Linked DNA regions of Mus musculus: regions 2 and 3 are each linked to region 1. Evidence: chromatin loops called from intact Hi-C (ENCODE). Cell type or tissue: left cerebral cortex. All regions are shown on one strand.

What was found. Hi-C counts contacts between places; a loop is a spot of excess contacts. Peaks named below come from ENCODE experiments on the same cell type or tissue, not always from the same donor. Only the 100,000 strongest peaks of a DNase experiment are listed, where the experiment ranks them.
Region 2: a loop joins it to region 1, with 2.4 times the contacts of the local background. A loop is called at or near these places in 4 of 42 quality-filtered maps.
Region 3: it touches region 1 in a loop (6-fold over the local background); 25 of 42 quality-filtered maps call a loop at or near these places.

What each region holds. Positions count from the first base shown.
Region 1 is chr13:8,992,950-9,000,949 of GRCm38, forward strand. It overlaps Gtpbp4 (GTP binding protein 4), which reads right to left and starts at 3,063. Exons shown (of 17, transcript NM_027000.4): 1 at 3,000-3,063. The coding sequence starts at 3,047. In left cerebral cortex, a CTCF peak has its summit at 3,251; DNase peaks (open chromatin) are centred at 2,521 and 3,174; H3K4me3 peaks cover 2,028 bases; H3K27ac peaks cover 1,582 bases.
Region 2 is chr13:9,165,986-9,173,985 of GRCm38, forward strand. It overlaps Larp4b (La ribonucleoprotein domain family, member 4B), which reads left to right. Exons shown (of 18, transcript NM_172585.3): 15 at 332-496; 16 at 2,693-2,817; 17 at 2,913-3,021; 18 at 4,667-8,000. The coding sequence ends at 4,957. Among named protein-coding and RNA genes, the nearest start is that of Larp4b, 76 kb to the left of the region's middle. In left cerebral cortex, no CTCF peak of the experiment used is centred here; a DNase peak (open chromatin) is centred at 4,974.
Region 3 is chr13:9,088,712-9,096,711 of GRCm38, forward strand. It overlaps Larp4b (La ribonucleoprotein domain family, member 4B), which reads left to right and starts at 5,170. Exons shown (of 18, transcript NM_172585.3): 1 at 5,170-5,469. In left cerebral cortex, no CTCF peak of the experiment used is centred here; DNase peaks (open chromatin) are centred at 4,071, 5,075 and 5,858; H3K4me3 peaks cover 2,145 bases; H3K27ac peaks cover 1,146 bases.

The DNA.
Region 1 (8,000 bases):
TCTTTATAGTTTCTGGCCTTTATGAAAACTTGCTACCCACCACCAAGACTAAGATAGTTGGGAGAATCTCAACCCTCCTCAAGAATGCCTGACCAAAAGGGACAGTGCTGGTAGTGTCTCTAAGTGTCAGAGCCTTGCATTATTTATGCCCTCAATCGCTCAGCCCCTACACCAAGTATGACACCAAGATCAACTAGGCCATGCCTCACAAAGACCCAGCCCCTGCCCCTGATAATGGGAGCATGCTCCATGTGTCCAACCACGCCAGGACCTGAGTTTGGAATGGCTGAAAAACTTGTGAATACTTCCAACTGATGGAGGAGGCCCCTTCCTTGTCACTCTTCCAATAAAAATATGCCTGGGGTAGAAGAGAGGACTTGCTAATGGTTGCTGAAATATATTTTACCCCATGTTTTTTAATGCTATTTTAACTTTCAAATAAACTCAAGAATAAATCAGAAGAAAAAGAGCCAGCTCTTCAATTTCAAGGATTTTGTAGCTTTGATTTTAAAGGGGTATAAAATGAAAAATCTAAAACTCATCATCTAAAATTTCCTGGGTATGCTGAGTAGACTATTTGAGATATTTGTACTTATTCACTTTTACCCAACCATAGAAAGCTGTTCTACTTTCCCTTGATCACTTCCATTAATTGAACAATATTGATCATTTTCTATAATAAAGGATAGAATGAACACAATGCTGAAGACAAAACAGTGAAGAAGACACTAAGATCCAACGAAACAAAACCAAAGGCAAGCAGGTAATCACAATACAGTCTGCCAGATTACGGAGAGCATGGATACTCAGGCCTGCTGCTCTTCTACTCTGTTCCTTTCCATGGTCCTCATATCTTTTAAAAGTTGCCTACTGAAAAGTTTCTCCAAACTCACCCATTTATTAGTATATTCTTTGTTTTTATTTTTCTAATCAGGGTTTCTCTGTGTGTAGCTTTGATTGTCCTGGAATTTGCTCTGTACACCAGGCTAGCCTCAAACTCACAGAGATCTCCTGCCTTTGCCTCCTCAGTAGTGGGATTAAAGGCATGCACTAACACCGACTGCCCAGTTCTCACTACATTCTTATGTTATCCCAAATCTCTGATATTTACAGGAGTTTATAGTCAGGGTTCCTCCCACCCAAGCCCTCGCCCACCAAAACAGAGAGATATTTGAGTTCACTTTATAAAATGGCACAGTACTTGTGTGTAGAAGAATCCACATATATTTGTCATATACGGTAAATAGCTGTAACTATATGTAGGGAATGCTCCTTTAAAAAGTCTATGTGCATGGTGGCTCACGCCTTTAATCCTAATCCTAGAGGCAGAAATGTATAAGTTCCAGGCCAGCCAAGGCAGACAAAAAGAAAGCAAACAAACAAAAAAGAGAAAATAAAGTCTATGTACATTAAATATAGATGCAATTTTCAAATAGTGTTTTTAATCTGTGTTGGTTGACTCTGGATTTGAACTCATACAGAGGGCCAATTGGAGCTCACACTTCTCCATCATACTGCGGTGGGTATAAACACATTCAGTTATTCCTTCAGAAAATCCTTTTTTTTTAAGATTTATTTACTTATTTATTTATTATATATAAGTACATTGTAGCTGTCCTCAGATACTCCAGAAAAGGGCATCAGATTTCATTACAGACGTAACGTGGTTGCTGGGATTTGAACTCGAGACCTTCGGAAGAGCAGTCGGCGCTCCTAAACCACTGAGCCATCTCGCCAGCCCCCAGAATATGATTCTTAAAGACGCAGACTATTCTATGTGTTTCTATACACAGAACTTGGCACACACTTTACAAAAGCACCCCATACTCTTCAGATTGACTTTTTATTTCCCACCACCTATCTACACACATGCAAACTCATCTGCAAACAGACCTCCTTCAGGGCAACAGAGACAAAGGCTGCCTTTCCTAGGTCAATTATATCAACAAAGTTCCTTTGACCCAATGAACTCTATTTCCAGTGAAATAAAAAGTGTACGAGTTCCTTCAACATGCACTTGAGAAGTAGTGGCGACAGTCTCGTGGGCTAAAACAAAATGTGATTCCTACATGTAGTTTCTTTCCAATTATTACAAACGTGTGAAAAACGTATCAGAATGGATATCAGAAAGAGGAAGAAAGGAGAAATACAGAGACGTGTAAGGAAAACAACTAGTGGAAACATGGTTTTTGTCTTTTCAAGACAGGGTCTTTCAGAGATCCGCCTACCTTTGCCTCCCTAGTGCTGAGACTAAAGGCGTGCACTACCACGCCCACCAGAAAATACTAGTTCTTTACACAAGTTTTCAAAGCAAGCTCATTCAGAAAGGGGGATGTCGAAAACACCCACACTGCGGTCAATTTAACGATAGTGACACTGGTTCCTCTAACTGATTCTGCAATTTAATGCCCATGGCTTGCCAGAGAAACCGGTGTATCCTTTTAGGTTCTTTAGCCTACCTCATTCTCGACATTTGGGAGGAAAGCATCTTGCTACGTTACATAATGTGGGCCTGGCTACTTGCGTGCTTATAACCAATTGCATCTTTTAAGTCCAACGACAAAATGACAGCTACCTAAAATCTTTTTAGACCGTGACGTCACGAATCAAATTCTACTTAAAGGGGAGGGTACTCACACGACGCTCACCACTGGCCCCTTCAGGCTTCCTACCCTGCTCCTTACTGTGGCCACCACCCAGACACTTTGTCCCGTCGGCAGGCCACACAAGAATCATAGGCTCTGGAACGGCCCTGATGTCTTGGAGGGATTCTAGGGCTTAGGGTACCCAAGGACAGCAGGAGAGGGGCTTGGTTTCAGAGAGTGGGACTGATCTCCGAGGGTCGCGAGGACAAAGCCTAGCAAGCGGAGCTCCGCACTGAGGGCCGAGGGACTGCACGGTGTCCTCCCTCCCCCAGTCTCGGGGATACAGGCCTGGACCCTCCCTGGCGACTTGTCGGGGAAATGGAGATAGGCGGAAACGACCTCTGTCACCCCTACCTTGGCAGACGGCACCACCGTAATCTTCTTGAAGTTGTAATGCGCCATGCCGGCGGTGGAACGCACGAGGAACCAGGAGAAGCGGAGGACCGGACTTCCGCCGGCGGAGGTGGGCGGGACTTCCGCTATCCGGCGTGACACAACTTTGGCTGCCGGACTCAAGCGTTACATCATTTCCTGAATGTCCGCGAGGCGTGGCCCACGCGTCCGCCTAGACAGGCTTCTAGTCCCACAGCGTCCCCGCTCGGCCGGGAAGTCCGCCGCCAAGAGCCGCGGTAGAGATCTGCTGGGTTTAGAGGTGGGAGAGATAACCTTGCGGGGTGAAAGGGAGACTCCCGGCTGGCCACCTTGGCGGGGCTCTCAGGAAACACTGCCCTCACCCAAGCCGGCTTCGGGGCTCCAAAGGGTGTTTCCAGCCACCTCTGGGGACGCCGCGGCCAGAGCGAGTGACGAGCGGGAAGACGCAGCGCGGGGCTTCTGCATCACTTTGGTGTCCCTTGAGCAAGAAAGGCTGTCTGTCGCCTGGCAGTGTGGAAAGTTATTTATTCGAGTAAATTATGTTGACGGGGCTTCTGTTAATGGAGTAGACTGCATACTTCCAGGTGGCCCGAGTTTCCTCTCCTGACCTTGCAGTCTCGAGGTGGTTTGTGGGTGCTCCACCTTCACCTGACCTTCACCTGACATGGGCCAGTGAAAAAACTCTGCCCCCCACACAGCTGCCCAGAACCCAGGCACCAGACATAGACACAAAGTCTGATCCGTACAGACCTACATGGATTGAAGCCAACCTTCCCACTTGCGTTTTCCCTGTCAGTTTAATTAAGCCACCCATTTCTTTACCTTAATCCATCTACTCTTGCCTCATGATTATCTTTTAACTAAAAGACCCTTTCTCAGGTGTTGCCATCTTCTTCAAACCTTTCTCCCTATTTTTCTGTGACATCCATCATTCTGGTACTTGATGTCTAGAATGCAGTCTTCTTTGCTAATTTACCTTCCTGAGTCTCTCCCTAACTAGATAATCCTCAAGGTTCTTCCTCTCCTCAAAGTCTCCTTTCTCCTTTCTCCTTCACAGCCCCAGTGTGGACTACTTTGATAATACAAGTTGCTTTCAGCCTGGTGTCTTTTTTAATTACAATCAGACATTTTCAATCAGACTCCAGATATGTTAAATTGGGTATTTCCCAAGAGCATTTACTTTCTGCTTTTCTGACTAAATGCATCTCTCTGTGCTGTTGGAAAGGACAGTCTCGGGCTGGTGAGATGGCTCAGCGGGTAAGAGCACTAACTGCTCTTCTGAAGTTCCTGAGTTCAAATCTCAGCAACCACATAGAGGCTCACAACCACCCATAATGAGATCTGACACCCTCTTCTGGTGCGTTTGAAGTCAGCTACAGTGTACTTATGTATAATAATAAATAAATCTTTGGGCTGGAGTAAGCAAGAACTGAGTGAGGCTCGGCAGTGGTGGCGCATGCCTTTAATTCAAGCACTTGGGAGGCAGACACAGCTGGATTTCTGAGTTTGAGGCCAGCCTGGTCTACAGAGTGAGTTCCAGAACAGCCAGGGCTACACAGAGAAACCCTGTCTCAGAAAAAGCAAAAAGGAAAAAAAAAAAAAAAAAAAACTGAGTGAACTGAATTGATCGGAGCAAGCAGGGTGGACTGGAGCAAGCATAGGTCCTAAAAATTCAATTCCCAACAACCACATGAAGGCTCACAACCATCTGTACATATACAGTGTACTCACATACATAAAATAAATAAATCTTAAAAAAAAAAAAAAGGCCAGGCGTGGTGGCGCACGACTTTAATCCCAGCACTCGGGAGGCAGAGGCAGGTGAATTTCTGAGTTCGAGACCAGCCTGGTCTACAAAGTGAGTTCCAGGACAGCCAGGGCTACACAGAGAAACCCTGTCTCAAAAAACCAAAAAAAAAAAAAAAAAAAAAAAAAAAGGAAAGGAAAGGACAGCCTCACATTCTGACTCCCCACTAGGGTACTGAACAAAACTGAACAGAGTCAAGAGCAAGGTTGACCAAGACTAAAGACCTTGAAACAAAGTTAGTAGATGAGGCCTCAGGGGCAGAGGTGAGGTCATAAGAAGAGTGGCCCTACTGATGATGAATCCCAGGAACAGGAGCAGAGAAGGAAAATTATGGAATAAGGCAAAAGAGCTGTATGTGGTCCCACACAGTGGGTTAGCAGAATCCAGGTATTCACCAAGGAGACTCAGTCCTTGGAGCCCAGCTCAAATAGGAGGAAGTGGATAAGGATGAAGCACTTGGACAATTGATAAAATTTTCACTCTCAGGTAACTCAAGAATCCCATATGGTGTTAAACCTTAAATAGGGCTGACTATAGCTCAAGCAGTGTTCAAAGCAGTTGACCCCAAATTAACTCACTTAGCTCCTACAAAAACCTTATAATATTTGGTGAGGAAACAAAACTATACAATTTTGTTATATGTAGAAATTATATAAAATTATATAAGATATATAAGAATTATATAAAAAGCCTTGAACATGTGGCTTGGCTCCTACAAAACCTGCTTTGACATACTGCTTCTAAGTCATTGTGTGTGCTCTCTCACTTTTCAGATCTTTTAACAAGTCCTGCTCTTCTTCATGAAAATGTCTATCATGTTCCCATCGTTCCAGTATTAAAAATCAATTTGAAGCACATTGCCATTTGTTATCTTAGCATTACTGCTCATTATTGTGTCAGCAAGTTAAATAAGCATGCTTTGATTATTCTAAATGAAACCTCCAAGATTACTAGAATTTACTGGCTGTAATCACATACTACCCAGGAAGGCTCTGTCCAACAAATCTGAAATGAGCAAAGCTATTTCCCCATTGTTCCTTTATTCAGGTCCTGTATTTTCTCAAACTCCTGGCTTTCCCCAAACTATTATAGAACCAACTTCTTTTTTGTTGTTGGACCCTTTTTTTTAAAAAAGTTGTTTTGGGATTTTGGTTTTCTTTTGTTTTGAGATGAAGTCTTGCTCTGTAGCCCAGACTGGTTTGAGACTCATTGTTTAACCCAAGCTTATCTGGAGCTCAGCTTGTAGCCTAAGATGGTCTGGAACTCACTATATAATAAAATTCCTGAAATTTGTGGTGATTCTCCTGCCTCAGCCTCCTGGGTGTTGTTGGGTATATAGATATGAGACACCACCACACTTGGCTAAACTAATTTGTTTTTCTTGTAAAGTGCTGGAGATTGAACTAGGCAAGCACTCCTCCACTGAGCTCCACCCCCCAGTCCTTTTTCTTTTACCATCGTTTAGATAATACATTATTTGCTTCTGATGGGAAGCCATTCTTTCTTCAGCACTTAATCTAAGGGAAGTAATTGAAAAATATCTTACATTTATATGACCTTAGTATTTATATTAACTTAGTTATTTACAGTTTAATATTTTTTTAAAATCCCAGAAATAGCCAGCCATGGTTTCACCTTTAATCCCAGCACTCAAGAGGCAGGTGGGTCTCTGAGTTCAAGGCCAGCCTGGTCTACAGATCAAGTTTCAGGACAACCAAGGCTACACAGACGAACCCTTTCTTTGGGGGGGGGGGGGGAGGAAGGAAGGAAGGAAGAAGAAAAGAGGAAGAAAAGAAAAAAGTCCTCAACAACCAGCAACCTTCTGATCTGATCTGACATACTTCATATCCAGAATCGCACAGCTCTAAGTGGCGGGCGGGCGGGCGGGCGGGCGGGGCAGACCTGGAGGAAGCCAGCTGAACTTACAGCTATCTCATAAGCACAGTCATTTATATACACAACATGCATAAGGGACAGAAGTTATTACATACTATGAAATGTCATATGTGATTGCACTTGCAGGTCACTTGTCCATTCAGAAAAGGACTCACTCATGAAAAGAAACATGGATTATCCTTGACAAAGAGAAAACAGACTGAAGTTCATGTCAGAAAATAAATGTGAAAGAGTTTCATAAACCAATCCAATAAAAAGCTAACATCACAATTTTTTTTACTCTTTTACCCAAGAATTAAAATTACATTTATTTGTTTCTTTGTTTGTTTGAGATTTTTTGAGACAGGTTTTCTATATAACTCTGACTGTCCTGGAACCCACGATGTAGATCAGGCTGGTCTCAAACTCAGACATACACCTGCCTCTGCCTCGAGAGTGTAAGCATTAAAGGCATAGAGTCAAAAGCTCTAAGTTATGGCTCCAACTCCAGTTTACAAACTGTGTGAGTCAGAAGATAGTACTTAATTCCTTTGATCTTTAGTTTTCTCTTTGGCAATATGGGGGACAACAAATACCCTCAAAGGATTATTTATGGTAGGTAAGAAATACATGAACACAAACGCAAAGCATGAGTTGGGGGACAGTGTAGTCACCATTAGTCATAAAATGTAATTCTGAAATTCCTTTGGGTCATCATGTACTAAATGCCAAATTTCTTTTAAGAATTCTTCCTATATGAATACCAATAATCTCTTAAATTGCTTGTAGACTAGGGAATAAATAAACCTTCTAGCCCTATTTGCTTTCAAGTATTTTGCTTTTAGCTGACTTTGGAAGGTCATGTAACTAAGCACTATGATATGAGTATCCCACCAGCTTTTCATTAGATGCCCTCAATGAGAATGGGTGCTACCTAGGTTACTTTTCAGGGACTTTAACACTACTTTTGTTTAATTCAGTAAATTTGTTTGTTTTTGTTTTTCAAGGCAGGATTTCTCTGTGTTGTATCCCTGGATGTCCTAGAACTCTCTCTATAGACCTCAAACTCAGAGATCCACCTGTTTGTGCCTCCCAAGTGCTGGGGTTAAGGTGTATACCATCACTACCTGGTGAGTTCAGAAAGTCTTTACTGCACAAATGTCCAGTGGTTGGCCTTTTGGGGTTAGGAGACCAAAACTTTACCTTCAAATCATATGAACACTGTAATTTTCTGAATATATGCCATAAAGTTTAATTACACGTGGTTACTTTGCCTCCAATCAACTCTTTCCATGCCTTAA
Region 2 (8,000 bases), 170 kb after region 1:
GGACAACTTGTATGAGTAGTTTCTTTTTTTCTTTGTACTGTGTGGTTCCCAGGGGTTAAGTTTAGGTCCTCAGGCTTAGCAGCAGACTTTTGGCCACTGTACCCTCACACTGGCCTACTGTTTACATTTGAACTCTGACGTTATTGTTTTCTAGACTCTGCTTACAGTTTATCATGGTGGCCTAAGTTTCAAGTTAGTTGGACCCTAGGAATTATTTGTGCAACATTTATAAATTTTGGGGCGGGTGTGAAAGTTGGAAGATTCTTTGACTTGCTTTCTACCCTTGTCACTTCACACTTGTGTGACCTTACGGGGTGCTGCTGTGTTGCAGAGCAGTCAGACGCAGTCTCCAACACCACCAAAGCCTCCATCACCGAGCTTCGAACTGGGACTGTCCAACTTCCCCCCATTACCTGGAGCTGCAGGCAATTTGAAGACAGAGGACTTGTTTGAAAACAGGCTTTCCAGCTTGATCATAGGATCTTCAAAAGAAAGAGTAAGCTATGTGTTACAGTTGCTGATGTTTTCTAGGCACTGATTTGTACCAGGACTTGACCCAGGTCTTTTGCACACATTAGAAAGTGGGGGGGGGGTGAGGTTGGGGTGATAGCTGTTTATCCTTGGAGCCAGCTCAAGCCAGCCTTTCCTTGCCATCTGCTGGGGTTGCCGTTGAAGCCTGTGCTGTACAGATGCCTAGACCCATAAGTCTGAATTAGAGCAGAAATAAGACTTGTGGTAATCTACGTAGTGCACGTAGGAAGAAGCTTAGGCTCGCTCTGCTGTAGTGTAGTGGCTTCAGGTAAACTCTGGGCTGCATCGTGGTCTTTCACTACAGTCCTCATCTCAGGAGATCCCTTTCCAGGCCTGCCTTTGAAGGACACTTAGCTAGCAGGCTGGAAATGGGATTTGTCCCTCTGCCAGGGTCAGTGTTTGAAGACTGTGGGACATGTAGAGAAATTACTTTCTGCCCAATTACTAAGGTATGGCTAAGTGCTAGGGGTACACACAGTGGGGGGCTGTAGAATACATCCCTCCTGCTGCATGGTAAACTATGGCTGTACATCAGATAGCACATGTGTCTTTTCATTAGAGGGCGGGACACCACTCTACTACAGAGTTTAGAGCCACAGTAGCGGCTGCCATAGTTACTAGGCCAGATGACTTTGCTATAGTAACTTGAGATTAAGGTCAGGTAAAAGTTGAATCTCAGATTGGGATAGTAATTGCCACTGTTTTTAGCATGGACACTGAGTTTCCCAAGATCCTAACTTTTCTAGTAAGGGTTACATGTTAGAGTTGAGATGTCTTGGACAGTGTAAGTCTTAACATTCACCTAATAATTTCCAGTTGGCTTATAAAACAGAAAATGATCATTTCAGCAGTCATGGAGTCTTGTTTTCAAGCATGTCCTCCTCCCTTAGTAATAAATAAGAGAGTAATAGTAGGCCTCCTAGCTCCAAAGACAGCTGCTGCTCGGAATGTACTTCAGTTTCTGTGGAAAGCCCTGTTTAAAGAAACAATTATTGCTTTCTGAAAGGCTGTTCTTGACTCTGTGGCCAAGTTACACAGTCTTCACTGCTGCCAGTGGTGATATGTCTGCAGAAACTGCAGAGGACTTGGGACAATAGGCCACCTAGCCCCTCCGTGCTTGACCTGGATTTATGACTCTTTGCAAAGTGCCATATGTATCTGTGTTAGTCAGTGTTTAACACACGATGAATCTGAGCATGCTTTTACAAATAGAAAGCCATTAGCTTCCTTGTGTTAGGTTTCTTTCACTTGTTCTCAATCCAGCAGAACCTCTGTCCCCCTCCCATACTCCCCCCCCCCCCTCAGCCCCCTCCCCGGCAAAAGTATAAATTGTTCCGTTCTCCCAAAGCTGAAGTTCCAGCTACTCTATTCCAGCAACTTTTTTTTTAACCTTTGAACTTACACCTTCTTTGAAGAGAAAAGCAGTTAGTAAATTTTGTCTTTTTGTATTTAAACTTGTAGCCAATTACTTAACTTGCCCTAAAATCACATGCTGGGTTAATGACACACCATGTGTACACTTGTATGAATCACGGCTCCACTAAGCAACTCGTTGATGGGGTAATGTCTGATTCACTCAGGTCTTACCTTAGTGACCTTGCCTATTAAATTGGATAAAGCACTTTTGTACACCTGCTTCTAAGGGTGGTTTGTGGATTCTCATGAGAGCTCCTGTGGGTATCTACCTCCCACCACTGGGCACTCAGATTTATGTAAGCATGGATATGTCAGTCTTTGTTTTGTATTAGTTACAAGTGTGAATCATAGTGTAACTTGGTAATTCCACCCCAGCTGATATGTCAGATCCCTGATATGTCAGATGAGTAAGGTGTGTTTGGAAGCTCTTCACTTGAAAAGACAAACTTACGGGTAATTATAATGCATCTGCTGGGAGCAAAAAGGCTGAGTGCTGTGCAGCCAATGACAGACTCAAAATGTCATTATGTTTGCTGGAGGCTTCTCCTGTGTCTCTGCTGTGACTTGACAGTTGTTGGTAACATGCCATTGTTTTGTTTGCTTGGAGTATGGATACACCAGTCGGCATCAATCGTAGGGGTTAGGAAGCAGTCTCCAAAGATGGGTTAGAGATTGCCGTGGTTGGACCCTTAACTTCTTGGGCAAAGATATGACAATTGCTAAATACTACTTTAACGGTTTTCAGAACCTCAGTACAGATGCAAGCACAAACACTGTTCCTGTAGTGGGACCCAGAGAGCCCTCCGTGCCAGCGCCCTGTGCTGTGTCGGCAGCATTTGAACGTTCCCCTTCCCCGGTCCATTTACCTGAGTGAGTATCAGTATTCTGCCAGCCCTCTGCCAGGTACAAGTTTAAGTGCTCTGTAATATTAAGTGTGGTTCTTAAACCAGATGGCATTTTCACAGGGATCCCAAGGTGGCAGAAAAGCAGAGGGAAACTCAGAGTGTGGACAGACTCCCTTCTACCCCTACTACAACTGCATGTAAATCCGTGCAGGTGAATGGAGCAGCAACAGTAAGTGCCTTGCCTGCCCTCCACAGCACTCAGGCATCCCGTGTGTGTCCTGACTCTGACGATGGGCTTTCAGTAGTGTGTGCCTTCATTTCTCTGTATGAGTTCACTGAGGTCTTCTATTTCAGATAGTAACAAGGTCCCAACTCTGTCCTGTATGGAGTTTGGTGACCTCTGTATTTAGTGTGTGTGTTGTACATATGAAATGATTAGCTGGGTAGTGGTGGTACACGTATACCTTTAATCTAGATACTCTAGAGGCAGATGCAGGTGGATTTCTGAGTTTAAGGTCAGCCTGGTCTACAGAACAGATTTCAGGACAGCCAGGGAGGGCTACACGGAGAAAAACACAGCAACAACAAAAGTTTGTCTGCTTCAAAGGCTTAGACAGATTGTGGGGTGGGGGGTCTAGAGGAGGGGCATGGGTGGTTCACGGCTTCTTCATCCTTTGAGGGAGGGAAGACTAAGGTCAGTATGTAATATATGAGAGAAGAATAAAAGGAAAACAGGGTAAGGGATGGAATGAAGCAGAATGGCATAAAGAGCAACACGCTGTCCTGTTGCCCTGCTTATGTGTCCCAGTGACTCTGCCAGCTCTGTTGGCTTAGGCCCTTAGGTCCAATGCTTGGGAGATGGGGCAGAGAGATAACTGCAAATTTGAGTCCTGTGATCTACATAGCAAGTTTCAGCCAGCCAGGGATGCACAGTGAGGCAGGAGTTCCTGCCCTTGATGATCTGGCATCTCTATACTTGGGAGGCAGAAGTAGGAAGATTGAATTCCACAAGTCTGTGTAAGTGCCAAACCAGCTACGGCTCTGCAGTAATGCTCCATGTGGAGGATCGGGAGTGAAGCCATCTCACGACCTGACCGCTGTGTCACACTGTCCCCGCCTGCTCTCTGTGTAAGCATAGCACTTGCACTGGTCCTGACTTAGATCAAACGAAGAGGGGCCAGGGTTTGCATCTTTGTTTTTCCCTTGAGCCTCATAGGCTTCCATGTTTCTCAAGAATGCTTTAAGGCTTTGTGTTGGTCCCCATTTTATTGTTGTGCCTTTATGGCTGCTGGCTGTTCTAGAGAGGCATCTCTATAGCATCTTCAGAGGGAAACTGGACTACAAGGAAAGGGAGCGGTGTCTTTAAGATCAGAGACATCTGGGTTTTTTAGTCTTTAAAACTTAGTGTTTTTTTTTTTCCAAGACAACCATGATTAGCTTAGAAAAATGGATGTGTATTTTCAAATTATTTAAATCTAACATAAGTCAAGAGACTGCATTTGTGCTTCAGGAAGCAGTATTGTTACAATGTCCCTATTTAGTAATTATTCTTCCTTCTGCAGTAATTTCAACTCTGTGACATAGTCCATCACCACATCCTACAAGTATACCAATAACTTTTTTCCTCACAGAGTGAATTTTTGATACTGTACTCGTGTCCACAAGCTCTAGAGGCGTTAGCTTTGATGCTGATCACTAGCTGCCATAGACATGCCAGAAGTTGCTCTTGAATTTTATGAATCTCTTAAAAGTAAAAATACCCATGAAGATGAAATTGTAATTAAAACAAAAACTTTATCTTATATAACTTCTTCCCTGAAAGAGCTTCCATCCCTGATATTTTGTATACATAACCCCATATTCTATGTTTCCAGGAATTGAGAAAGCCCAGTTATGCAGAGATTTGTCAGAGAACGAGTAAAGACCCTTCTTCCTCCTCTCCATTGCAACCCCCAAAAGAACAAAAGCCAAGCACTGTCGCCTGTGGGAAGGAGGAGAAGCAGCTGTCTGAGCCTGTCGAGAGACACCGAGAGCCCCCTGCCCTTAAGTCCACGCCTGGAGTCCCCAAGGATCAGAGGAGGCAGCCTGGGCGCCGAGCCTCTCCTCCAGCTGCCGGGAAACGCCTGAGCAAGGAACAGAACACGCCTCCCAAGTCTCCTCAGTGAGAGCTGCGTGCCTGCGAGGGCTCTGGAAGAGCTGTACCCACCGTGAGAAGCTCTCCCACTCAGTACGGAATGAGCCGCTGGTTAGGAGCTTGCAGTGTCTGTGGGGCCCGTGGGATACCTGCAAGTTACTTCCTTCTGTGAGTCGGATATTCCCCCTCTTGGAAAAAAAAATGTATTTTTCAGGATTTAATTATATAATATAAACCTTATTTTAGGTTGGTGCTTAACTGGAGGTGATACAGAAGTCTGGTGTTTTCAGGATAGAAAATGTATTTATCCTAACAAATGGATATTTTTTATTAAGCCTCCACGTGGCTCTGAGTGCAAAGCTATAATGAGTTTTTCTAAATTAAGGGAACTCTGCTACTTCCTTTTTTTTTTTTTTTAATAGTTGGTCTACAAGTGCGCATTGGTAGGGTGTCCAGCAGATGGATGGGGGCTGATGGCAGGGGCAGGGGCAGCCTTGGCCTCACAGAGCAAGGGACTGGCATGTCAGGACACTGACAGACTGGCATAGGAGCTGTGTTTTCATCTAAACCCTTAGCAACAGGTAACTCTAGCTTTAAAACAAGATACAGATGTACATACAGTTCTTTTTTGATCTAGTGGGCAGAACCTGCAAAGAGCACCCTAGAAAGACCTGAAACCTTTGAGTTTTGATGTCCTGCGAGCAAGTAACCAGCCTCTCACTCCAGTTCCAAGTGGCTACTATGTAAAATAAATTCAAAGCACATTGTGAATAGAACCTAGATGGAATTAGAAACTGCTGCTGCCCACTGATGTCAGAAGTTGTACACGATGTGTGTCCCTGTGAGTGAGTGGCTACCTGGCTCTCATCCTCCATGCTCTCTCTGTGTCCCCCACACTCTGGAGAGTCGTGTCTTAGCCAGCTCTGTGTGGATGTCTTCTTGTCCCTCTGCATCAGCACGTGGATTTAGAAGTACCTAGCCGTGAGAGAGTGCTGTCGGTGGTCCCCTCTGGCTTGCGAGGACAGAGTCCTTGCTCTTTTACCTCCAGGACGAGGGTTTTCTTGATTGTTTCAGAAGCTGCACTTCTGAGGAGCGAGAGTGCAGTCAAGTTAGCAAGTTCATAATAAAGTTACAGATAAATTATTTTGTTTTAAAACGCCTAAGATTTTTCTTTAAGTATTCTAAGCAGCAGACATTAAACTATTTCCTGCTATATGTAACCATACAGCTTATTCCACAAAATGCTATTTAATGAGACTGAAGGTTGTTTTGGTTTCTTTTTTCTTTTTTTTTTTCTAAGGAAAAAAATTATTTCCATCCAATATTTAAAGACTTGAATTTTATTTAAACTTGAAAATGACTTTGCCTTAACTTTTGTATAAGACAGCTTAGAGCTCACGGAGACCTGCCCCTGGGTTGGCGGGAGTGGATCGGTTACTCAGTTGCCATGCGGATCTCCTGGTGTTGGTTTTGCTGAGAACGCATACTGTTGTACAAGAACTCCAGTGGTTTTTGTAACATACCTACAGATCTTCAACAGTTGATCTTTTTTCAGATTGTTGAAAAGTCCTGTAAATGCAAATAGTCGCTACTGTGTTAAATCTGTGCACTTGGGAGTGTGCTCTGCTTGTACAGTGTAAATAATCAGAACATATGAGAAAGGTACCCTACAGAGAAGAATCTGATAAAAATTATTGATATATTATAAATGTTGCTGTTGAGCTGATGTAGATAAACTAAATGTTGTGGTTTGAGTATTATTTTAATTTGTTAAGGTTTTTCTTTTTCCCCTTATACTGGTGTGTTGAACTGATTTTGCCTCTTTGCTGCAAAAGGGAAATGGAAAGTCTTATTGAAAGCCTTTGGATGTTTTCATACTCTTAAAAAGAATGTAAGTACATACTAATCATATGTGATATGTGAGGGTTTTGAAGGAGAGTATAGAGAGCAGAGACTGGCAGGATCTTCCAATGAAAGTAAAAAACAGAATGTGCTAATTAAAATTATACTCTGTTAAGTGATTTTTCCTGCCAGAGGCAAAGATGGCCTGATGCACGTGACCATTTCCTTCAGAGCAACTGTCATTCAGTTACATAGGAGTATACGCAGTGCTGATGTTTCAGACGCCTGTGAAAGGAACATAGGACGAATTTCCTTATAGATGTCAGATCACTGACAAAAAAAAAAAAAAAAAAAAAGAAAGAAAGAAAGAAGAAGAAGAAAACAGCTGGCCTCTTGAACCCACACTAGCAGATACTGTCTATCTGGAAAGGCGAGCCTGAGGCCTCAGGCCCTTCACATCACATCTTTGCTGGAAGAGGGGCCAAATTATGGTCAGCACCCCTTACCCCCAAGGGTGCTCTCACAGAGGAGCTTTGATTTTTAATGAGAAGTCCTTTCCCCAAGGCTGAGCATTGCAGCACGAAACCTGTGTGGCAGAGCCAAGCTGTAGGTGCTTGCTGTCTGCTGGCTGGAAGTGTACAGCTCAGTGGCCACACGCAAGGGCAGGTGGGCAGATGCACGAGGTGGGACACTGATTACTGCTTAGCCAGTGACAGCCTGGCATCAGGAACTAAAGCCTTGCTCAGATGTGATTTTTATAAGCACTCGTTTTTCAGGAAGCAAAGGTGATATGCCAAATAGCTGTATAATGTCAAAACAGAGACTTCCTGAACACTTTGAGGTTTTCCACTCAGAAAAAAAAGGAAGTTATCAAAATAGGAAGCTGTTGAGGGTGCATGCAGACTCTTGCTATGTCACATCCAGCAAGTGTGGTATGTGGCTTTCATAATCTATTTACGTTTACTCATTCCTTTCAGTATCTCAAGGTATAGAATCAGAGATACCACAGTCACAAGGACCTTTTTAACCTGTAAAATTGTGTGATGATGCTTACTTACCATATGGAAATACGGACTAGGAATCTGGCCCCACCTCACCAGACAGGAATTTCAAGTGATTCCTCTCTCATAGTCAGTGTCATGATGTCTCTGTGAACCCCTCCTGTCATTGCATCACTGGTTGCCACTAGTGGGTGGCAAAAAAAAAAAGAAAAAAAAAAGAAAAGAAAAAAA
Region 3 (8,000 bases), 96 kb after region 1:
GCTATGCAAATCTTAAGTTCCCACTGCAGGTCCTCATCCATAGGTTCCTTAGTCTGTTGGTCTGTTGCTGCTTTCTCCCAGGTCATCCTACTACTGCTGCCTGGACTCTTTTCTTCCTGGTTCTGTGCTTGCCCATTAAGCTCTGCTGTATGTCTCTTCAGTGTCTTAAGATGCAAGACTCAGAGGCTTTGTCTGGGCCCCTTTATTTCTTCAGCTAGGGAGTATGGGATATCCTAGGAAATGCACTCCTTCATTTATTTAACTGTGATATGAATATCACATATTCATGGAATACATATAGGAAATTAAAATCCTCCATAGCATTCTCATATTTCAGTTATCACAAAGAAATTAAATCATGCAAAAGAGCAGGGAGAAGAGCTGTATGGTCCCCTGTGTGTCAATCATATGCAGCTGGTGCAATGCTCAACACATCATCTTGCCCATTGTGTTTTGGGCATGAATCCCACATGACGGAATTGGTCTCATGGGAGCGCATGTCAGTCAGGAAACCATTATTGCTGACTCGGTTCACTTGATTCTGAAGGTGTACACACATTTGTCAAGTGCAAAATGTCCTTTCCCTTTGAAATTACTAAGCATTGAAGTGTCATATATAACCTCTGCCTCAATAAACTTTCATTCACCTTAGCATTCATGGCTGTTGTAAATTCTATGATAGTGGCAGCATGGCTGATTTAAAAAAAAAAAAACCAACAAATTCTTCTTCATTTACTAGCCAGTAGTGTACTATAAAAAAGAGCTTTCCCTTTTCTCTTATAATCCCTACTATTTTTAAACAAACCACACACACACACACACACACACACACACACACACACACACACACACACACACAAACACACACACACCTTAGTAACTGTGTGAACTCATGCATTCCAAAAAATTCAACATATTCTAGAATATGACTGTCATTCATTTTGATACTTCCGCCTAATTTGACTTAGCCAGTTCTTTAGTGTGTTTCTATTCTGGTCCATTTTATGGTATGAAAAAGTCTGTAGCAAGTCTGAGAAAAGCTTCTTAAGGGTTCTTCCTTGCCTCATAATAAAATCTTGACTCACCGAACAGGACTAGCCTGCCTCTAGCTTCCCAACTGGTGCTCATTCTCTGAGGAAGGCTTGTGAGCAGCCCCTTCACCCTTGGGTTACCTAGCACTCCTGTTTCCTTCCCGAGGTGGCTGGGATCCTCCTCTCAAAAATCCTTTATTCTCTTTCCTACTTGTTACTTTCTCTTCAGGATTCTTCTCCTGGCCCCAGAACTCAATAGAGTCTCTTAACACAAAGGAAGTTCTTAGAAAATATTTGTTTAATTGATGGGCAACCATAACTGGAAAGAGTTAGAATTGATGTTGTGTTTTGAGATAGGGCCTCCCTTTGTAGTCCAGGGCATCATTGGTATCTTTGACTAAAAGCAAAATCTAGACTGGCCTCAAACCTGGGACCACCTCCTTCAGTCTTTCCAGTGCTGGGATTCCTGAGTGGACTGCTATGCCTAGATTAGAAATTGAAAGCCATATGAAAACTCACTAGTTAGCAAGATAATTTTAAAATACACCTTAACAAAAGAGTGTTTGAATAGAACTTCTCTGCATGGGTGGACATGAGTTATAAAAGGAGAGCCTTACTACCAAGGTATGGAATGCTTCCTTACGAGTGATTGGTTAGGGAGGCCCCAGAGGTCCCCAAAGGAACATAGGTAACTGTCATTGCCCTTGGTCACTTAACATAGTTTCAAGGTAAGACCCTATTGCTGAGGACGCCACACACTTTGGCTGCATGGCACAGAGAAACCAGTGCTAATCCAACTTGAAAATGTCTTATTTTTTGGCTAAGGTGCTATGTAGGCTGCTGGAGGAGGAAAGGCATCAAGAGTCTTACCTAGCACTGGACCTTGCATACTACAGTATTGACCTACTGAGCAGGATAAGCCCACTGCTATAATACTGGCATGGCTGTTAGGAGAGAACTAACAGCCTTCTGATTGGATTTGAGTCCTATCTCTGTGGAGAGAATATCATGCCTGTGGCAAAAGCTAGTGAATCTAGCTGGGGAGATCATAGGCTGTGGGCTAGAAGCTGCCATTATTATTCTGCTAAATGGTTACACTGTCTAAATAAGTTCTAAATGTTTATGTTTACATTCATAGACCTGGGCTGCTCTCCACCTTAGTCAGAGAAGCTCTCCCCCCCCCCCAAGTGGGTTGCAGTCAATGGATAGTTGTATGCATAGCTTAAGTACTAAGGATAAGAGACAGAGAGCTTAGGTGTCCTAAAAGGGATATTTAGGGGGACATTGCAGGAGAGGAGGCAGAAAGAAGGTAAGAGCTAGAGAATGGGAAGAGTAGTGTGAAATATTACTTTTTGTACATGACATGGCTATGCACACTCATGAGCTCACAGTACCTGTGGTCATCTGCATAAGCCCTGCACAAGATTAAGGTAGCCAAAATTCTGGTATTGATGGGAAGTGATCTCCAGGCCCCACCACTTACTGAGGAGCTACTGGTTTTGTTTGTTTGTTTGTTTGTTGTTGTTGTTTGAGAATGTTGTCATTGGCAAGTTTCCTGTGCTCCAGCGGAAGATCCATGGGCATATGAACAACACAGTGTATCAGCTGGCAAAAGCACTTATCAGTTCCTTGGCTAGTACTTACCATTTAACTGGGGTGGGGTAGCATTGTGGTGCCAGTTGCAAATTACACTGAGATAGTCTGCTGGCAAAGGCCCATGCTACTAACTCTGATGATCTCAGCTGAATCCTTGGGACCCAACATGATGAAAGGAACAAATTAATTCCCACATGAGAATCAATCCCTTCTACCTAAAAGGGGTATGTGTGTGTGTGTGTGTGTGTGTGTGTGTGTGTGTGTGTGAAGAAGAGAGTTCCCCTTTCCCTCATTAACTCTATTATTTTTGGATACATATACACATACAAGAAAAGAAAATGAAGTGTTTAAAAGTTTAAAAAGGGGGATAGTAGTGACTGGATGGATATCTTGTTTCAGTTATTTTTTTGAAACAGTGTTTCACACTGACGCTCCCCAGGAGTGCTTGGAGTTCAGTGATCCATCTGGTTCACCTCCATGAGCTGCTCAAGCAAAAGGTGAGAGCCATTGCATCTGGCTCTGATTGCTAAGTCTTTACTAGAACTACAAAGTACAGAGAGGACCTAGAAGGGAGATAGGATCACAGGAAAGGGGCGGGGGGGGGGGGGCGTGGGGGGAGATAAGCAAGAGTAGATCAGAAGTAGAGGGTAGGCGTATGAGGGAAACAGAATCATAGTGATTAGGACCTAAGATGCTCTGGATCGTAGGTTCTCATCTCTCCCTCTCTATCTCCCTCTCCTCTCCTTTCCTCCCCTTCTCCCCTTCTCTCTCCATGCTACGAATGGAAGCCAGGGCCTTTCATATGTCAGGCAGGCACTATCACTGAACCACATCCCAGGGGATTTATAGGAAAAAACACCTATTAAATGCTGACTTGGTTCTCAGTAAAAACTTTGTATAGGCTGTGCTTTATTCTAGCATAGACTGAGTTGACTCACCCAATGTCTTAAGAATTCTTAGTACACTAATGTAATTGGAAAGTTAGGGTGTCTCAATCTACAGGGTAGGAAAGGAAATAGACCGTTTTCACTAGTTTGTGAAAGTCCTTCTTTTTATGCAATAGTACTTAATGTTATCCTGTAGGAAAGACAAGGAGCCATGAAGATCTTTGTTGACAAGATGGAGAAGATATATTTGAAGGACATACCTGTTGGTACTCTGGATTAGGTGTACCAGTTGCATTTACGGACACCAAATACCCCGAGGTGTTAACAGCAGGCAGAACTACCAGGGAAGGGAAAAGCATTAATAGTACTAATGTTGTATATTCTTTCCAGTACCAGAGGCAAGCTTTACTTACAATTTATTATCTTTAGAGACACGTCAATGAGTAGGGCACATAGTGCCAGGCAGTACTTCCAACTCGGGAGGTGGGAGGCAAAACAATCAATGCGAGGGAGCCAGCCTGTGTAAAAATAGTGAGAACTGGTCTTTGAAGAAGAAATACCGTGAGAATAGTTACTATGAGACTAAATACTGTGAGAATGCCTGTGAAATAGTTAACTAGGAAACAGTCTTAAGCCTAGTAACTGCAACAAGGTGTCACATAGAGGCTGGGTGAGGTGGCTCACTTGGTTAAGGCCTTTGCTCTGAAGTGTAAACACCAAGAGTTTGAGCATCAAGACCCAGAGGGAGGAAGAGAAGAAACTCCCACAAAAAAGACCCAATACAGGAGAGTCAAAGATGGTTCTTCCAAAATGCACTCTTCAGTATTTGAAAAATGTTCCTAGAAACCAATGAGCAGAACCATGGTATGGTATGGTATGGTATGGTATGGTATGGTAACCATGGATATTGTTCCAAGAGAGCTTTTTCATTCGGGAAAAATTCGTATGGCTTCGAATAATGAATTATAGACAGTAAGCAACCGGCGAATAAACGCAGATAAGTAGGCAGCAAGTTTTAAGTAAAGTAAATGTAATATACGTTTTTTCTTTTTTTTTTTTAAAAGAAAATCGATAAAAGAAGGGTTTTAGTATTTTCAATTCTCTGGGAAGCGACAAGAGCAGGTTTCTTTGCTTATCCAAATCATTCTTGTCCCATACTGAAGTCGGGGAAGCTGTAGAGAAATGCCGGACATGGGTCCAGGTCCTGGGGACAGCGGGTCCGGAGCGAGGGGTGCGCTTTCAGGACGCCACCAGCCTGGGACGCCCCACACCCCAGCACTTGCTCATAAGATGCTAAGCTGCCTACAACTGGCGCTCCGACTGCTACAGGGCGGGGCTTGCAGAATGGGCGGGGAGAGACGAGGTGTGCGGCGCGCGCAGCAGCTCAGGGCGGGGCGGGGCGGGGTGGGGCGGCGCGGGGCGGTGCGGGGTGTGGGGGGGGAAATTGGCGTCGTGCGCGCACGCGCCAATCACAGATGCCGCGAGATGGGTGCGCGCCGAGAGGCCGGGGGAAGTAGAAGGGAGGACTCGCGTCCCCTCTTAGCCAATCGCTACGCAGCGCCTCCATGACGCTAGGCTCTCCTGGGCGCCAAACGCCAGTCGGCGGGCCGGGTGGGTGAGGGCGCCGGGGTAGGGCGCGGGGCCGCGCGGGGGTGGGACTTCCGCAGGGCCCCGGAAGTGGGATCTGTGTGTTCTCATGCGAACGGGAAGGAGCGTTGGGGATCTGGAGTCTCGAGGTTGAGACATTTTCGGGCCCGAAAAAGGAAGGATCGGCTGCCGTCGCTGCCAAGTCCGCGCCCGCTCTTCTTTGCTGTCTCCGGCCCGGCCCGGCCGTGCCGCCTTTTCTTGCCGTCTCCCTCCTCGGCCGTCCCCGCGTGTTTTGCGCGGTCGCCGGGCACCGGGGCTGCGGCGACGAGCCCGCGGGCGGCCGGTCGGGCGGGGCGGGCGGCTGACAGGTGAGCGGGGCGGTCCTCGGTCACCGACGGGGCGGCCTCCCTCCGCGCCCCGTGCTCGGACCCGCGCCTCCACCAGCCTGTCACCGGGCCGCCATCTTCCCGGAGGGACGGGGCCAGTGGCGGGCAGGGCCGGGCCCGGGCGGGGAGGGGAACGGCACAGGGCCGGGCTGGGGCCGGCGCTGGGGAGGACAGAAAGAGGGGCAGTGCCGCGGAGGGAGCGGCAGGGCAGGCTGGACTGTGGCCCCGATAGCCCGGGGTAGGCTGGACCTGGGAGGACCTGCGGGCCGGGGTCAGACCTGACTGACACGGCCCTGGCCGGGGAGGACTGGAGCGAAGTGAGACGTGTGCAGAGTCTTCCCGGAGGCCGCGTCTCCCAGGCTCTTGGGGGTTTGCCTATGCAGCCCGAGGAGAATGGGCTGGGGTCGCAGGCCACCATCGCCCCGAGGGCAGGCGGGCGGGCCCCGGGGACCCGCAGTGCGGCGCCCGGGGCCTCGCCCCCCTCGGTCCCGCCGGAGACCGGCCAGACAGCCGCGCTCGCTGCTGCGGGGAGAGGTGGCTCATTAGGGAATCGCATTCCTTTAGAACCAGGAAGTTAGGATCCTGTTGCTCGAGTGTGTGTTTGGAATGCTGCTCCCTTTTCCCCCATACACTTGATAGACTTGAGCGGGTCCGACTTTGAGATAGTTAAGAAATAAAAATTAAATGTGAAGACTCATGGTAACCGGCCAGGAACCTCTTAACCACCTGCTTCTCAGTGGTGTATAGTAGAACATGAAGTTTGTTGAGTTGAGGTCATTGCATCTTGTGACTTTCAGTGAATGTAATCTTGTTAACCCCCTCGTTTTTTGGTGTAAGGTGGCTTTGAATTTGGACTGACTCGAAATGTGAGAAAACGACCCGGAGAAAAATGATCTCAATCTGCCTTCCATTCGCGACCTTCTCACTGGCGTTGGAATACTTTGTTTTAATCATAAACTGAAACTTTGAAGTTTTCCATAACTGAACAAACGGGAGGGCTTCCCATGGCTGCAGTGGAATTAGTTTGTAGCACACAGTCAAACAAGGGAGTTTTAAATAGAGGCAATAGCAACTGCATTTGTTTCTTTTAGGATATTTAGCTGCTTCCCTTTTCAAATTGAGTTGAATATTTAAAATGCACTTGCAGTTTGTTTTGAGTTGGTGTTTGCAAGACCACAAGAGGAGAAAAGGGTGATGGTTTTTGTTTTTGGTGGTCTTTTAGTATATTATGTGCAATTTCTATACTTCCCTAACTTGGTTGGCTTCTCTTATTTACAGTCAGGGTTAATTTAATTGAGGCTTTTTTTCTTCGTGCTTAATATACCAAAATCCAGTATTGTAATCAAATTGTACAAGAAATAGTTTAAGGAGATTTGTTGGGAATTGCTAAAGTAGAATGCTCTCTGAAAGTTTATTTTTTAGTTAGTACATTTTCCCTTAAAACTTTAACTAGTTAGAAATATATTTCATCTCATATTTTGAAAACTAATGTGACTTGAGTTGACTTATTTATATGGAACGGCATGGCTTCTTAGTCATTAGAAGCTATCCTGAGCTCACCTTTGATTCCAGCACTAGGGAGGCAAAGGAAGGGAGGCCAGCCTGGTCTACAGATGGAATGTCAGGGCTACACAGAGAAACCTATCTTGAAAAAAACCAAAAACAAACAAACAAAAAACTTACTTTCTTGGTGACTAAAATTTTGAAAAGTCTCATAAGACTGATGTAAGCATGAAGCATGCAGATGTTTGCTTTTTGCTATTTTTATTGTTACTGAATTCCTAATTTTGATATTCTGCCTTATAGGTGGCAATTTTAATTTATTACTCATGTCTTGATCACGTGTCTCTGTCATAGAAGACAGGTTCTGAGACAGCATATAAGTTTGGAGAAGGGAGCTATACTATATGTGAGTAGGCTCCAGAGAGAAAATAGATGATTATAATGGGTGTAGAAGTTTGCATTCATTTTTCCACACTGTAGAAGAGCAGCTGAAATGAAGTAGCTGAAATTTCATAGTAATGCTTTGGGGGCTTGTCCATTTTGTAAAAAAGAAAAAATCCTGAGATTTGAAGAATTAAATATATGTGACTTACCTAAATATGTACAAAGTTTGACAAAGATGTATTTAAACTCTGTGGAAACAAATATTTCACTTAACCACCTGTTTTCATGAAGAAGTCTTCACAATGTTATATGAAACGAACTTCTGAATGTTAAGTGAAAGTCTGTATAACAGTTTAATGGTGATTACAGTAAACAGTGCCTTCAAGAAGCAGCAGGCACTCAGAGTTACAAACACTTTTAGACATGGCTCATGTTAGCAGCCAAGAAAGGGCTGATAGACTCCTCTCACTGTCGTTTTTATGTCATGGGGCATTCACACTTCTGCTGAACTATGAACTAGGGTTATAGTCTGGATCTCTTCTTCTAGTGAGAAGTGATGGTCTTTTATGGTCTGCTGCATAGGATGAGGTTAATTCCTGTGAAGCCCATTTGCTCTTACAGAGTTA